2 separate regions of the Homo sapiens genome follow, and region 1 is linked to region 2. The links are chromatin loops, found by intact Hi-C in ENCODE. Cell type or tissue: HCT116. All regions are shown on one strand. Each heading gives the region's core, and the rest is flanking DNA. Links, peaks and the distances in the headings are about the cores only. Region 1 overlaps VTI1A (vesicle transport through interaction with t-SNAREs 1A). Region 2 overlaps ACSL5 (acyl-CoA synthetase long chain family member 5).

Region 1 (8,835 bases), core at 1,823-5,822, 130 kb before region 2:
TATATGAGAATTTAATTTCCATGGCGTGCACATGGCAAAGCAATTGCTTAAATTGCCTCACCTGGGAATTTAATACAATGTTATCATCAGACCAGCCACATTGTAAATAGATTTATAATGCTTTCCATGTGCTGTATTCTGTTGCATATGAATTAAGTAATGATCTGGTATTACAATAAAATCAGCTAGTTCCCACACCTGGCAGACAGGATATTTCACTAAATTAATACCCACACAGCTACATCACAAGGCATAGGAGAGGAAACCATCTCAAAAGGCATTCGACTTGAGTTTTACATGGGATGCAAATATTCGATGGCTACGTAGAATGTCAGTACATTGAATGGGGCTGCTGAAGACAATCTGTTTCTAACATCTGTATCACAGAATTAAGACGTTCTCATTCCCATTCGATTTTGGCCTAATTTTCTTCATTCAGCACTTTAATTACTAATCAGCAATCCGCAACATTCACAAACACTAAGCAAGCCCTTTATTCTAATCTATGTGCTGCAGACAGCCAAATAATTGATACAGAGTGCAGTATGGTTTTGGTAAGTAATGAAAGAACAGCTTGTCCTACTTCCTAATCAAATGGGTCTATAGAAGAATTGGTTAATAGATTTCTCCATAGGTCTAAAACAAATTACCCAGTCTGGCCAGACTTTTCCATTGCTTCTACATGTCTTTCAGTCTCCATATATTTAATAATGCCCAAGGTTACCAGGTGATACATCTATTAAAAATTGCATGCTTTCATAGCCAAAGAATTTAACTGCTCCAAAGAATTTAACTGCTCCTGTTATAATTAACACTTTGGGATATCTACAGAAAACCATGAAATTATATTGATTAGTTAGTCATATAATTGCTGGCACTCATTTCTTAACTAATTTTATCTGGTTCTAATTAAATAATATCATACTTCTGTAATGCCCAGATGGCATTTTCTAAAATGCATCTATCTTTGGCACCAAGTGTTCCATTTTTAGCCTCACTTCTATTTCTCATGGACAATTTCAGCTTTTCAGCCACACACCACCCCTGCACCAGGACTCAAAAAGGCTCATCAATCCAGGACAGAAAGCTTACACAGTCCAGAAAAAAAATAAATGGAACTTATGAATTTTTGTTTATCACAGTGTTCTCCATGTTGTATTAATTTCTAGCAAAAAGCAATTTAAGGTTAAAACATGTATCATACTACATGGCTTAGGTAAAGGTAAAGAAAACTGTTAGATATATGTTTGATCCCTGGAACATTGTTAGGATGGATGGAAAAGCACAGGGTACTAAATGAAAAGAACAGAGAGAGCATTTCAGTATGTGATCTTGGTCAAATTAAGTTTTCTGAGCATCAGTTTCTTCATCTCTAAAATAATGGTATAGTATTTATTTCCTAGGGCTGTTGTGAAGATTTAAATGTTATAAACAAATGCAAACCTACCCTAACACCTTGTATATGATGACCTCCAGAGCATGTTCAACTAAATTGTAGTTGATAATACTGGAAAGGATGCAATAAAACTAGTAGGCATACATGGCTGAAAGTATAAATTATGCATCCTTCTTAAAAAATCATTTGCTAATACATACCAAAAATGGCTTTAAAAATCTGTATTATTTAGATCCTGTAATTCCACCATACTGTTTTGCCCAATTCCTTATTTTATGGTGGTGTAATTTTTGGATGGCTTCCAATAGTAAAAAATTTTACTGCATTTCTTTAATGCTATCAGAGAAAGTAAGTTCCAATCTGTTTCTTCTATGTAGTCATTCCTCTAAGTATGGCTTGCTCTTGCTCAAGGGACTGTTTAGAGTTAAAGGTCAAGCTCATTCGCTGGAAGGTGCACATGCCACATGTCACCAATACTGTAGCATTAATAAAGGGAAAGCACACTTTGTGTCTATCATAAACTCATGGGCAATGGACCATATGCAAGCCACCAGAGAAAAAATACTAACATACCCTGCTGCAAGGCTACCAACAGAGCTGGAAAGTAGGTTACCATGAGACTGCCAAAATAATCCATTGTTCTTTAGTATGCAACACCAGAAAAAAAATTAAAAATTAGTTTTAAAAAATTTTGTCTTTTTATTGTAATCACTCTCATTTATTATTTTTGCTTATACTTTCAAACACATTTTCCATGTTCAGAATGGATATTTATGTTTTGGCTATAAACAATAAGATAAATTATACCACATTTCCCCTAAATTACTTTTTAAAATTTAGCTATAATATCATATGTGAATATTTATATGCATATCATGAGGTTTTATATATATATATATATATATATATACACACACACACACACACACACACACATATAGAGACTAAAAAACCCATTTGCAATCCATATGGAATAATAACTATGTTTACAATGCTACAACAGACTTTTATTTATATTAGGAACTCTGCCCATATTGCTGCTGTATCATTTAATGATTTGCAAAACAGAGATCCCAGAAATTATGTAACTGCAGTTCTTCATTTCCTCTTCCAGCATTTCTAAACTTTAGCCTGTAATTTAAATTTAGCATGAATGTTTCAAAAGGCAACATAAGTTAGTATCATGGCCCCACTTGCTTGCATATGCTTGCAGTTTATGACTTTTGACACTGCTATTGAATACGGTGTGGCTGTGTCTTAAATCATGTTAGCTTGTCAATCAACAATTAAATTACTTCATTCAGAAAATCAGCTCATGATAGAATGCCCAGATGTTGTTGTCAGCATCTGGAATAGTGTAAGTATGCAGTGGAGGAAATCTCATCCTTTAAAGTCTTTTGATACGTAAAATAAAATAACTCCATAGACTCTACTTGAAATAATCAAAATATCAAAATGTTTATTATTTTCTTTGTTAATGATTTATAAATACACTATACACCCCACTGGAAAATGTTACTCTGATAAATAAATGTTTTGCAATAGATGCTTCATTTGTATTTTAAAATAAACTACTGCAACAAAGTATATAAGTGTATACAATTAATTCCTATAATGCTAGTTTCTCTATATCATCTGCCTAGCATTGGGAAGGAAAAGGGGTCATTCATTGAAAATCTGTCCATAGTCACAGTTTCAAGTGATCTAAACATCCAAGAACAAGTTATCCTGAGGATTCTCCGTAACTGACCCTAAGTTATCGCATGAGGTTTCATCTAGATCAGGCTGCAAATTTAAAAACAAGGGGTTCTAAGCCAGATGAATGATCTATCCAAGGCCACGGAGCTAGGAAAGATGAGGCAGAACAAGGACAGAACCCCATTCCTCAATGCCAGTGTTCTTTTCACTTTATTACACCGCCACAACAGGCTGGAGTCCCCCTACCTTCATTCTCCAAAGCCATGGTTGGATGAACGATTCACCTAGTTCTATCAACTTATCATCAGCTAATTAGTCTAAAGGTTTTGTTTCTGGTCACCCTTCTCTAAAAACAAACAAACAAACCTTTATTCTTTGCTATCAATAGCTAGAATATTGGACACCAATCAAGATCGAGGGTGATAAATGCTTAAGGTAAACTGTTTTATTTGATAGAATAAAGCATCTGATCTCAGAGGGTGAGTCATAACCACACCTATGGGTGTTATTTAGACAAGTTTCAAGATTAATCTTCAAAGGCTGTACCATAAAGCAACAATAGCCTACCTATGGCTCAGAGAGGAGCCGCACCAGCTATTAAGATGTGTTCAGAACTGCTTGCTTACTCAGAAAATCTGGTAACTCCTGGTTACTTCAAAATTCTAGATTGGAATCAGCCATCTCATAGGCAAACAATTTTTATAACCTATTTTCCTGGTACTTACTTTTGGACCCATGTTGCGACAGTTTCTTTATTATAGACTATGCTGTGTTATAGTGAGGTTATAGGGTTCATAATTCAGAGATATACAATGTCTTTTAATGTTTTATGGATATAGCCAATAAAACTATGATGTTTAGGCAATATAAGAAAATTAATTTAGTCCAAATTTTCTATGAAAACATTTTGACGGTTACTTCTATACTAGGGTGACCCAAAACAAAATATAATGAATATGAAACTTCATACCTCATTCATAAATAACATATTCTTCCTGAAAGATTCTCCATTTTCAGTTGAATAAAATAAAATCTTGCCTACTCAGATGTTTCGCTTCATCAATTAAATGTTTTCTTGAGTATCTTCAATGTTTCACCCTCTACTGGTTCTTTCCTTTATGGTAGGTATATCAACACTTTTAAGTGTATCCCAGCTTTACACATTTTAAAAAGTTATGTGTGTGTGTGTGTATATATATATATATATACACGTATATACACATATATATACACATACACACACACACATATATATATATATATATATATAGAGAGAGAGAGAGAGAGAGAGAGAGAGAGAGAGAGAGAGAGAAAGAGATATGAGGTCTCACCATGCTGCCCAGGCTGGCCTTGAACTCCTTGGGCTTAAGCAATCCTCCTATCTCTGCCTCCCAAAGTGCTGGGGTTACAGGTATAAGCCACAGCACCTGGCAGTTATTTCATTCTACATTACTCTCCCCCAGCAAATGCCATCCTCTCTTTATGCTTCCCTTCCTAGCCAAGCTTCTTAACCCATTTATGTCCAGTGTTCCATTATTGGAACGCTAAGCTTGTGGGAGTTATTTATATCCTACCGCTCAAGGTCATCACAAAGGTCTGATTGTTCACGAAAAAAGTTTGCAACCTCCAGCATAAATGGGTTAATAGACTATTTTACATGCAATAACTCCATTTATTCATGTCTCAGTCATTTCTCAGCTTATTATAAACTGGATTTCTTCCTACCACTCTGCAGGTCTTCCAAAGATCACCAATGACTTCCTAGTTGTCAAAATTATTGGCCATGTTTTATAAATGAAATTTTTATTTTATGATTGTTTAAGATTTATAAAAAGTTTACAACAACAGTGCAGAGAGTTCCCATATAACCCACACCCAGTTTGTCACAATTAATAAATTATTCATTATTATTAATTAAAGTCATCCTTTTTTTCAGATTTCCTTAGCTTTTACCTAACGTTCATTTTGTATTCCAGGATCCCATCCAAGACTCCACATTATATTTAGTAGTCATGACTTCTTAGGCTGTAGTAGTTTCTCAGACTTATTTGTTTTTGATGACCTTGACAGTTCTGAGGAGTGGTGCTCAGGTATTTTGTAAAATGTGCCTCAATTAGGATTTGCCTGATATTTTTCTCATGACTAGATTGGAGTCATATATTTTCCGGAGGGAGATCACAGAAGTAAAGTGCCACTTTGATCAGATCATATCGAAGCTACATACGATCAGCATGACTCATCACTGTTGATGCTGACCTTGATTACTTGGCTGAGGTAGTGTTTATCAAGTTTATTCACTGTAACGTTACCCTTTTCCTCTTTTCATGTTGTACTCACTATGCATTAGCTCACAGGTAAGGAGTTGGGAATTAGGCTCCACCCCCTTGAGGGCGGAGTATCTACATAAATTATTTGGCATTCTATTGCATAGGAGATTTGTCTATTCAATCATTACTCAATCATCTATTTATATCAGTCTGGCATCATGGCTATTTATTATATTCTGGGTTATCGTCCAATACTACTTCATTTCTTTTGTTGCTCAGATTGTGCCAATTTTAGCTGCAATGGCCACTTTTGAGTCCTTTTTCAGGTCTGACCTCTTGATAGTACCTGACACTGTTGCCCACTTTCTCCTTAACAGATTCAGCACCACACTCCCTTTGAATTCCTCCTATCCTTGGAGGAATTGTGCTTCTCTTTCTCAGTCTCTCCTTCTTAGTCTCCTTCATTGTAACTTCTCTCACGATCTGCCCATGAATGCTGGTGTTCCCCTAGGTCTCCGTCCTTAGCCCACTTCTCACTCATCTGAGTGATCTCATTCATACCTATTGTTCAAACTATCACCTAGGAGCTGGCAAAGATGTTTTCTGCATATTCCACTACAAATCCAATTCCTATTGAGTACCTTAAATAATATAAAGGCATCTCAGGCTTAACACAGACAAAGTAGAATATTATCTTTCTCCTACCGCATGCTCCACCTCCTGTTTTCCCTAATGATGGATAGTATAACCATGCACATGGTATTCTTAGATAAAAACCTAAAAATTATCCCACTCTCTCCTTCATTACACAAATCCAATCAATCAGCAGGCCCTATGAATTAAACCCTTATTTTTCAGAATATCTACAACTGGGGCCCTTGGCTCTATTTCCAGTATGTTTGTTATCTTATGCATTAGTCCCCATTCTTTCTTTATAACTGTTATTAACATATATTTCTCATCCTTCTTTTTATATATGAATTATATTTGGGAGATATTTGGATGGAAAGACTGACATGTTTTTGGCAGAGGTAAGCCAATAGGTCCAAAGTCTCAGCTCCTCATTTTGGGCAGAAAAGGAGATACCTTTTCTAACAGAATATCAAAGCTATAAATGAATAATTGTCTAAAAATATAACTTATTTCAGGATAGAAATATTAAAATAGAAAGCAAATATATTCAACAAAAGCCAATATACTATGGGAAAATGGTAAGCAACAGACCACTCTCCAACTTTATAAGTCAATACCACATTTTTCTTTAATTTCAAATATAGGCATATCTCATATCTGTTGTTTTATTGTTCTCATGAGTTAGATATTGCCATTTTTTATTATGTAGAAACTAAAAGACCACCATTTCAAATGAGATGATGTGCATGCATATTTCTTCTTTGTTTGTCTGATTTGTGGACCTGAGGAATATGGATTACCTCTGTTATCTGCACAAGAAGCTCCGCTACAAGCCTGGCATTCAGTTTGCTTTTATCTCTGAGACCCCAAATTGTACTGTTAGGCAACAGAGGGCACTTATCTAGATTGAACTGTCATACAAATAGATTTTTGTCAGCCACTCAATTTGTATTGGGGAACATGCCAACAAAAACAAAACACAGCAATTTAAAACAACAATCCTATCCTCTAGTGACAGGAACAAATTGCTGCATTTCAAATGAATAAGAATTACTATAGATCGCACATCTTGTATGTGGGTGCTATAGGAAGAAAAATGTTCTTGGAACTAATTCTGTATAGTTTTTCTGGCTGTAGTCTAATATAAACCAAGCACATAGTATGCCTAATACTAATAAACATACCAAAAAAAAGCCACAAACAAAAAGGAATTAATTGTTATCTGAGGAGAATGAGGCTGCCTAATGAAGTTCCAAGTCAAAATTCAGTGGCTAGATGAAGGTGACATTATGTTGCATTTTGAATCTGTTCTCTGATCTATGGTCCCTCCAGGAATGCAGGTAGTGCCTCTGCCCACAAAACAGTCAATTTGAGGAGTGAGACCATAATTCTCCTTAGGCCTAAATTGATTCTGGCTCTATGTCTTCAATATCCATAAAGAACAAGCAAAAACTAGTAAATTGACCTCACCACAGTTACACTATATCTCAGGCTATCTGGAAGAATATTCAGAGTTGATCTATTCAAAGTTGATGTTAACATCAAACACTAAAGATATTGATAATTGATAATTAAATCAATAAAAAATAATATAATTTTCACAATTGAAAATAATATGTCTACTCATCAATATCTAAAAAAATTAATTTCCTCCATTATGTTTATTTGAGTTGAATCCTGTTCCCTTTCTATAAGCCATATCTTCATTCTGATCTTTTATAGCTAATCCTTCAGTGAAAACCAGTCTTGGACTTGTGGAATCATAAACTACTTTAAGAGAAACAAACAAATATGTAAATTTGGCCCTATGACTCTGCATCAAGCTGAAACAGAAAATAAGTAAGGGTCAAAAACTTCACTTGAACCCATGTAATTTTCTAAACAAATCTAATTAATTCAATTTTTCAAATGTAAATATTTACATTTTTTAAATGTTTTCTTATATTAAAATTAGATAAGAATTTAGTGCTTGCAAAATTCTGTAATATGTCACTTGGTAAACCTGTAGCATTACACGTTACAGCAACAGGGACTTATGTCAAGACTCAAGACTTTACCAAAGAACAACTGCAAAAAACGATATACTCCATATACAGGCATGAAAAGGACCTCATTATTGGTAGTTAAAATAGGTAACAGGACAAAGGCAAGGTGAAATATAATGCTTCAAGTTACCGCTACATTTTGTTAAATAGTAGAGCTATCTGACAGTAAAACATTTTTACTTCAAAGGAAGTTATAAAATTATATTACTTTAAAAACAAGAAACAACATACCAATACTTATGGGATGCAGCAAAAGCAGTCCTAAGAGGGGAGTTTATAGCAATGAATGTCTATATCAAAAAAGAAAATAACAGATAAACCATCTACTGTTACAGTTCAAGAAACTAGAAGAACAAAAATAAACTAAGCGCAAAGTTAGCAGAAGAATGAAATAACAAAGATCAAGGCATAAATAAATAAAAAAGAGACTAGAAAAACAATAGAAAAAAATCAATGATACCAAGAGTTGATATTATGAAAAGATAAACAAAATAAACAACCCTAGCTAAAGACTAGCTAGAAAAAAAGGAGAGACTACTCAGGTAAATAAAATTAGAATGAAAGAGGAGACATTACAACTGAAATACAAAGGATCATAAGAAACTACTATGAACAATTATATGCCAACAAATTGGATAATAGAAGAAATGGATAAATTCCTAGGCACATATAGCCTACCAAGACTGAAGTAGGAAGGAATAGAAAATCCAAACAGAAAAATAACAAGTAAGAAGATTGAATAAGTAATAAAAAGTCTCCCAACAAAGAAAATTCCAGGACCGACAGCTTTCACTGC
Region 2 (8,835 bases), core at 2,111-6,110:
ATTAGTTATTACCTGATTTTGGAGAGTCCCTTTCCATTTTAGAGGAGAAAACTGAACTTCCAGAAACTGGGATAATAGTCCTCAACTCCTTGGTTCTTTCCATATTGCATTTAGGGGGAGAAAAATAAGTAAAAACAAAAATAAAAGCCAGGTCCCATGGGTGCTAGGTTACATAAAAACAAGGGTGCTATTGTGACCACCTGGCAGGATTCTGAGAGTTGGGATTTTTGGAATTCAGCCTTACTTGGACTTGTATGATGAGGTACTCCAGGAGGCAAAAGCATTCAAAAACTAGCCATAAAGCCCAGGCAGAGAAGGGAGGACTGCCTCAGGGAAGACTGTGAAATTGAAAAAGCAGGTGGCAGTACCAAAGGGGAGGAGAAGCCCGTGCCTGTTTTGTGCTCTCCCATCCAGTCTGCCACCAGCCACTCCCTTCAGGCTGGGATATTGTGACAAGACTGGATATATATATATATATATTTGAGACACGGTCTTACTCTGTTGCCCAGGCTGGAGTGCAGTGGCACAACTCTGGCTCACTGCAGCCTCAACCTCGTGGGCTCAAGTGAACCTCCCACCTCAGGCTCCTGAATAACTGGGACTACAGGTGTGTGCCACCACACCCAGTTAATTCTTTAATTTTTTTTTTTTTTTTTGAGACAGAATCTCGCTCTGTCACCCAGGCTGGAGTGCAGTGGTACAATCTCGACTCACTGCAAGCTCCACCTCCCGGGTTCACGCCATTCTCCTGCCTCAGCCTCCCAAGTAGCTGGGACTACAGGTGCCTGCCACCATGCCGGCCTACTTTTTTGTATTTTTAGTAGAGACGGGGTTTCACTATGTTGGCCAGGATGGTCTCGATCTCCTGACCTCGTGATCCGCCTGCCTTGGCCTCCCAAAATGCTGGGATTACAGGTGTGAGCCACCGTACCTGGCCAATTCTTTAATTTTTTGTAAAGACACAGCCTCACCATGCTGCCCAGGCTGGTTTCAAACTCCTGGGCTCAAGCGGTCCTCCCACCTTGGCCTCCCAAAGTGCTGGGATTACAGGTGTGAGCCACCGTACCTGGCCAATTCTTTAATTTTTTGTAAAGACACAGCCTCACCATGCTGCCCAGGCTGGTTTCAAACTCCTGGGCTCAAGTGGTCCTCCCACCTTGGCCTCCCGAAGTGCTGGGATTACAGGTGTGAGCCACCACGACCACCCCAAGCTGGTGATATTTTATCTGGGCTTTTTCCCTCTGCCTCAATCCCACCCACAAATTAAGAGATCCTTACCAACACCCTCCTGTTCGACTATGGAAAAAAATGGTTGCACTAAGGATTTCTGCCCTCTTCTTCCAGATGGCACATTTATATTTTAATAGGAGACTTTGCAAACAATGTCTTTGAATCAGAGTCTAAAAGTTGAATTTCTGTTCAGTTGTGGTGATATGGGGGTGGGGTCAGGAAGAAGAGTGAATAACCTGACTGGTAATACATATGGGAGAAAAGGGACAGAGAATCTATGGCGTCTCAAGGGGGCACCTGCTGTCAATCTCAGGTGATTGTTACCATATAGTAACAATACTATGGGTCACAGATTGTCAGAATTCTGCCCCCTCCCTAGATAATCCAGAAGACTGCATTTTTTGAAACCTCAATTTTAACTAACAACCGTTTTTAAGAGTCTGGCATGGGATAAACAAGAACACATTTCATAGTTTAATTTGGATCACGGTCTGTTAATGTTTGACTACTCCTTTGAGACAGACTTCAATCATATTGCCCACAAACAGAACGAGACTGACCACTTCATTACAAACAAGGGAGATATTTACACATTTCAAAGCCACAGTTTCATGAGAATGAAAATACCTTGCCTATATTGGCAAGGGATTTTATTTGAGGAAGACAATGAAGGAAGGATTTATTTGTATTTGTCAATGGAAATAGCTTGCTTAGTTTGCTACCACTGACCAGGTATCCAACTCAAGTAGGAGGTGCACAGAATTTCACATGGTTCCTTCCTCAATTTTTTTTTTTTTTGAGGCACAGTCTGGCTCTGCTGCCCAGCTGGAGTGCAGTGGTATGATCTCGGCTGATTGCAACCTCTGCCTCCCAGGTTCAGGCGATTCTCCTGTCTCAGCCTCCTGAGTAGCAGGTGCCTGCCACCATGCGCAACTAACTTTGCATTTTTAGTAGAGACGAGGGTTTCACCATGTTGGCCAGGCTGGTCTCAAACTCCTGACCTCAGGTGATCCGCCCGCCTTGGCCTCCCAAAGTGCTGGGATTACAGGCATGAGCCATTGCACCTGGCCCTTCCTCAATTTTTAAAAAAATTGAGATACAATTTACATAATGTAGAATTAACCACTTTAAAATGTACAATCGGGCAGTATTTAGTACATTCACAATGTTGTGCAACCATTACATCTATTTAGTTCCAAAACATTTTCATCACCATAAAATACGAAACCCTGAACCCATTAACAAACCCTTCAATGCCCAGCCTCTAGAGAAAGGATTAGGCTGCTTTCTGTTGCTATGGATTTATCTATTCTAAATATTTCATATAAATGAAACCATATATGTGACTTTTTGTGTCTGACTTCTTTTACATAGTATAATTTTTAAGATTCATTGATGGGGTAGTATGTCTGTACTTCGTTTCTTTTTATGGCTCAATGTTATCCCATTGTATGGATAGACTACACTCTATCTATCTATCTATCTATCTATCTATCTATCTATCTATCTATTTATCTATCTACCAGTTGATGAATATCTGGGTTGTTTCTACTTTTGATATTGTGAACAAAGCTATTACGAGCATTTCTATACAGTTTTTGTTTGAATATCTTTTTCCAGTTCTTTAGGGTGTAGACCTAGGAGAGAAATTGCTGAGTCAATGCGAATTTTATATTTAACTTTTTGCGGAACCACCAAAGTGTTTTCCACAGTAGCTGCACCATTTTATATCCAACCAGCAATGTAAGAGGGTTCCAATTTCTTTCCCTTCTCCCTAACACTGCTACTTTCTCTTTGTCTGTTTAAATAGCCATTCTAGTAGGTGTGAAATGGTACCTCATTGTGGGTTTGATTTGCATTTCTCTAATGACTAAGGATGTTGAGCATTTTTTTATGTGCTTCTTGGCCATTTGTATTTCTTTTTTGAAGAAATGTCTACTCAAGTCTTTTGCCCATTTAAAAATTAGGTCATATATATATATACACACAACACTTATCAGAGATATGATTTGCAATATTTTCTTCCATTCTGTAGGTTGTCTTTTTACTATCTTGATAATCTCTTTTTTATTTTTATTTTTTTACAATTAACAATTTTATTTTAGATATGGTGTCTCACTATGTTGCCCAGGCTGGTTCTGAACTGCTGGGCTCAAGTGATCTTCCTACCTCAGCCTCCCAAAGTGCTGGGATTACAGGCGTGAGCCACTGTGCCTGGTGTATAGTCTCCTTTTTAATGCCCAATACACTCAAACATTTTTAACCTTACAAGATTAGCGCTGAGAGGATTTGCAACCATATCATGTAACTCTCTCACTGTTTAAGTGGAAGAAACTAAGGGCCTGAGAGAAGGTGAGACTCCTGGGTCAAACCACGACAGGAGTAGGAAGCTCTGTTTACCATTCTAACCATTAGAATCTGTTAACACTTCCAAGTAAGTTCAAAGAAACAAGGGGGAAAAAAGTCACCCTCCTTTTGTCACACGTCCTGTGTGACTCAAACTACAGCTCTGGTTTAGTCACTCCACAGAATCCCCTGTAAGCAGTGGGCGTGACTGGCATTTCCTCTTCCTTTTAACATCACTCCTGGTTACGGTAGGGAAAAGCACAATAGTGGTAAAGAAAAGAGGAAAGAGGGCTCTGTCATGCTGTGTCTGGGATTTCCTGTTTCACGTAATATACAAATAGCTGAACAAGCCCCAGTACACACCAGGATGTCCCATGTCAAAAGGCTTACTCCACTTTTTGACGTGGTGATGGTGACATGCCTTGGCCTCAGACCCCAGGATGCCCATTTGTCCACCATCCTTGTCCTTGATCCACTCCAGGGCCTTCCCCTCTCCTGTGGATGGATGACTGGAGCCACAGTCACTCATCTCCTGGCTCCTAACATGTTTTATTCCCAAGTTAGCTGAAGGACGCCTTCTGCCTTCACACCTCTGTGCATGCTTCCTGGACCATTCTTGGTGTCTAGGTTATGATCACCCCATATTCAGCTTCGGATTTTTTTCCTTTTGTGGACTTGGGGCAGCATGTCTTCATTTAGTCTCCTTTTCTTTGGATAAATGTCCTAAATGGCTCCTTCTACTCTAATATTTAAATTTTTGGTCAACTATGTTTATTGCTATGAATCTTTCATACTATCCCTATTGGCTAAAAATCATTTTCTTTTGATAGTCTCTATCTTTTAAAAGATTGTATTTTTCCTATGTATATATCCCACTCAAACCCTATTCGAAGTCTGTTCCCATCTGGAAGCCTCTGTATTTGCTCTTCTCTTTGCCTGGAACATTTCCCCAGATCTGAAATGGTTGTGTATTGCTGATAGGTCAGGCCTCACCTCAAATGTCACTTCCTCGGAGGCTCACTGTTTCTGATCACCTTATTGAATATTGTCTTTACCTTTCCAGTCAGTGTCATGGACTTTGTTCTCTTCTCCATGACACTGTTCACTGGGAAATAGTCCTAGCTCCTTATCACTCATTGTGCCAACTGAGCTGATGTTCTCTTTGGAACAGAGATTTTAATTTTGTTTACTGCTGTGTCTCTGATGCCCCCACCATGCCTGGCACATAAAAAACTTTCAACAAGTGGTTGTTGAGCAAATGAACAGTTTTCCAGGTCACAATTGTTTATTCCATATACTCTCAGTTAACTCATTTTCCCTGCAGTACAAAGACCCCACCCTTAAACCCCCAAATCTTAGATCATAAGAAGTCATTCAGGCCAATCTGGAGAGGATTGCTCCCTAATCAATACTTTGGTAAGGTATTGGATAGGGATGGTGGCTGGTGACAGGGGTGTATTTCTGACACACATTAAGGACTATTCAAGATCCTTCTACTCCTCCAGGCTTAGAAGAGTTGGAATGAAGTTATCTACATGGGATAAGTAGGTAGAAAGTCCAGCCAAGAAATAAATCATACTGGACTAGGAGCGGTGACTCACGCCTGTAATCCCAGCACGTTGGGAGGCCAAGGAGGGCAGATCACTTGAGGCCAGGAGTTCGAGACCAGCCTGGCCAACATGGCGAAACCCCATCTCTACCAAAAATACAAAAAGTTAGCTGGGCTTGGTGGCGCATGCCTGTAATCCCAGCTACTCGGGAGGCTCTGGCACAAGAATTCCTTGAACCTGGGAGGCGGAAGTTGCAGTGAGCTGAGATCACACCACTGCACTCCAGCCTGGGTGACAGAGCAAGACTCTGTCTCCAAAAAAAAAAAAAAAAAAAGGAACAAATAAATCATTCTGTTACCTTTGCTTTTAGGCCTGGAGAACTATTATTTTTTTGTGCAATAATAAGACATAAATTGCAATTATAAGCTTTAAAAAAATCTGCCTTCATTAATTTGTATTTAATTGATTTCTGTGTTCTTTTGCATGTATGGGCTCATCCTATGGTGATAGAAAGCTAATTAAAAAGGAGACCAGCATCCTCAAGTTCTTACACCCAATTAGTTAACACATTCTTCCATACTAGGAATTACCTACTCTCTCCTAGAGACTATGTCAAAAGTCTTTACAACTTATAATGACTCCAAAGGGAACTGTGTGTTATTTACGAGGCTGTATATGAAAGTTTTGCTTTTTGAGCTGGGATTTCCATTTCTAACCCAGCTTCTAAAATCATTTTTCCTACATTCCTGCCACCCTCAACCTAGGAAACCTCTCTCTCAGTCCTTGACTACAGAGTCAGTATTTCTAGACAAACCCAAAAGTAATGACAAAAGGCCAGTATGAAATTACAAACCATTAGCATCATGAGCATACCTGGAAAGAGCTGATAACCTTTTCCTTTATATGCTATGAACGTGAACCAGGTGTGTGTTCTGTTGCAAGATCCTTCACCCAATTTCCTCAGAGCCCTGGGATGAAGGGCTTTTAAAAAATCATTTCTTAAACTAGTTTGCTTTTCTGTATCATAAGTAGTTTTCTTCTACTAGGGATATGACAGATGAGGTGATTTGAGACAATGATCTTGCTTCACAAAACTCAGTCAAAGAAAAGCATCATATGGAAAAAGCCCAGTAGATTGTCCCCCAAGGGAAGCTATTCTCAGCTACCCAAGCTATTTAAAATGATTCAAAATCCAAGGGGTCAACATTCAGATCTGACATAAAAATCTGTGGTCATATCTCCCAATTAAAAAACAAAACAAAATTTAAAAAAAGAGCTGAGAGGAGAAATTCTAAAAACCCTCTAAGGAAATAAGAGGTAACTAGTATGTTTCAGTTTTATAATTACTGAGATAATTTGGAGGTGGCCAGTTACTAAAATTGGTATGCAGAGAGTTAATAGCTTTCCTATATTTTATACAAATAACTGATTTAGAAGTCATGAAAAAGATGCTATTCACAATAGTGTATATAAGAATAAATGCGTAAAACCTATATTTTAAAAGTTTAGATCTGAAGTACCTAAGAAGGCTAGAAAAATGGAAAGACATACCTGAAATATTCAAGGTTCCTGTCACCTTAAAGGTATCTATACATTTAATGCAACCCTAATGAAGGCTTTCTTAGGAACTAAAATGCTAATTCTAAAGTACATCCAGAAAAAAATAAAACTTAACAAAGAGTGAAACAATTTTGAAAAATAGCAGGAATTGGGTAGGTGGCAGACCAGCAATCATTACCAAATTTAAATACTTACTATAGAGCTATAGGAGTTTTCTGGCCAGACACAGTGGCTTATGCCTGTAATCCCAGCACTTTGGAAGGCCGAGGCGGGCGGGTCACTTGAGGTCAGGAGTTCAAGACCAGCCTGGCCAACATGGTGAAACCCTGTCTCTACTCAAAATACAAAAATTAGCTTGGCATGGTGGCGTGCGCTTATAATCCCAGCTACTAGGGAGGCTGAGGCAGGAGAATTGCTTGAACCCAGGAGGTGGAGATCGCAGTGAGCCGAGATTGCACCACTGCACTCCAGCATGGGCAACAGAGCCAGACTCTGCCTCAAAAAAAAAAAAAAAAAAAAAAAAAAAAAAGAGCTATAGGAGTTTTCTATTGGTCATGAATAGACAAACCTATTTAATAAAATCATCCTGAAACATGCCCAGTAGATGCTATTATCATGTACTAAATTGCATTTCAAATCAAAATAGGTATTTTTTCACTTAAAATAAACGTACTGAGACAACTGGCTAGCCATTCAGAGAGAATACATTAAGCTGTCTACTCTCTTACTCCTACAACAAAAATAAGCTGAAGATAGGTCAAAGACTTAAGTATAAAACAATGAAAACAATAAGAATGGTTGGGGTGAAAAAGTATGGAGAGATTTTCTCTTATAATTTGGCATGGGGAAGACTCAAGACAGACATAACACCTAAAATCTATAAACAGAAATGTTGGCAAGTTTGATTATATAAAAATAAAAATTTTCCCGCAGAAAAGATACCAGAGACAAAGACACGTTGAGGAAAAAGTATCAACCCCCTCAGATAGGCTAAGAGTTAATTTCTTTAATAAGAAACTCAGACAACAATGAAAAACAAAATATAACCCAATAAAGCAAGGGCAGAGCTTGCTGAAAGTTCACAGCAAAACAAGCAAGTTATTTACAATTAGGGAAAGACATTCAACTTTGCTTATAGTTCTTAAGAATGCAGATTTAAATGACATGCCTTTTCCTCGTGCATCAGATTCCAGTGATGAAACGGTGAGAAATGCAACGTGAATTGTGGAAATGTACATTTGACGCTGTCTCTTAAAGAAGTCCCTATTGCCCTCTACACATCATAAAATGTATGCCCTTTCACCTAGTAATTCTACCATCAGCTTATCTCATAGAAAGACATCAGATCAATAAACTACATCACAAATGACATGTAAAGTACAGGTTAAGAATGTTGGCTCAGACTAGTTGGGCTCAAGCTCTTCTTGGTCATTTTCTTTGTGACCTGGGGCAGATAACTTAATTCTCTGTGGTTTCTCATCTATAAAATGGCAGTAATGGCATCTCCTTTCTAAGGCTGTCACCATGATTAAAAGAGTTAATGGATATATAAAGTGCTTAGAACCATGGCTGGCACGCAGGTTCATGTATTAACTATTATATTTATCACCTTTAAAGCTGTAGAATTGTTTCTAATCCAAAAGCCTAGGAAAGCCTTCCTTGATAGGAGAAGAATGAAACAAATTACAGTACTTCCACACAATGGAATTCTGGGCAGGTATTTTAAAAAAGAAAGTCGATCTGTAGGTAATGATATGAAAAGAGCTCATGATGTACTGCCAGGGAGAAAGAAAAAAATATTTGGACAGTGTGTACATTATCTTCTCAATTACAATGAATTATATACGCATTTGTGTTTCTGAAAAGACAATCCTCATAGAAAAAGAGAGATGGAGGTCGGGTGCAGTGTCTCACACCTATAATCCCAGTACTTTGGAAGGCTGAGGTGGATATATTGCTTGAGCCCAGGAGTTTGAGACCAGGAGTTTGAGTCTGGGGAACACGGTGAGGACCTGTCTCTACAAAAAATACAAAAATTAGCCTCGCTTGGCGGTGCATGCCGGTAGTCCCCACTACCTGGGAGCCTGAGGTGGGAGGATCGCTTGAGCCAGGGAGGTCAAGGCTGCAGTGAGCTGTAATTGTGCTACTG

What was found. Hi-C counts contacts between places; a loop is a spot of excess contacts. Peaks named below come from ENCODE experiments on the same cell type or tissue, not always from the same donor. Only the 100,000 strongest peaks of a DNase experiment are listed, where the experiment ranks them.
Region 1: a loop joins it to region 2, with 4 times the contacts of the local background. A loop is called at or near these places in 1 of 110 quality-filtered maps.

The regions. Positions count from the first base shown.
Region 1 is chr10:112,514,119-112,522,953 of GRCh38, reverse strand. The region is part of intron 3 of VTI1A (vesicle transport through interaction with t-SNAREs 1A); the gene reads right to left. Among named protein-coding and RNA genes, the nearest start is that of VTI1A, 71 kb to the right of the region's middle. In HCT116, for the core only: no CTCF peak of the experiment used is centred there; DNase peaks (open chromatin) are centred at 3,623 and 5,403; H3K4me3 peaks cover 867 bases; H3K27ac peaks cover 3,900 bases.
Region 2 is chr10:112,384,562-112,393,396 of GRCh38, reverse strand. The region is part of intron 1 of ACSL5 (acyl-CoA synthetase long chain family member 5); the gene reads right to left. Among named protein-coding and RNA genes, the nearest start is that of ACSL5, 15 kb to the right of the region's middle. RefSeq lists silencers at 3,719-3,768, 3,789-3,918. In HCT116, for the core only: no CTCF peak of the experiment used is centred there; a DNase peak (open chromatin) is centred at 3,776; H3K4me3 peaks cover 352 bases; H3K27ac peaks cover 4,000 bases.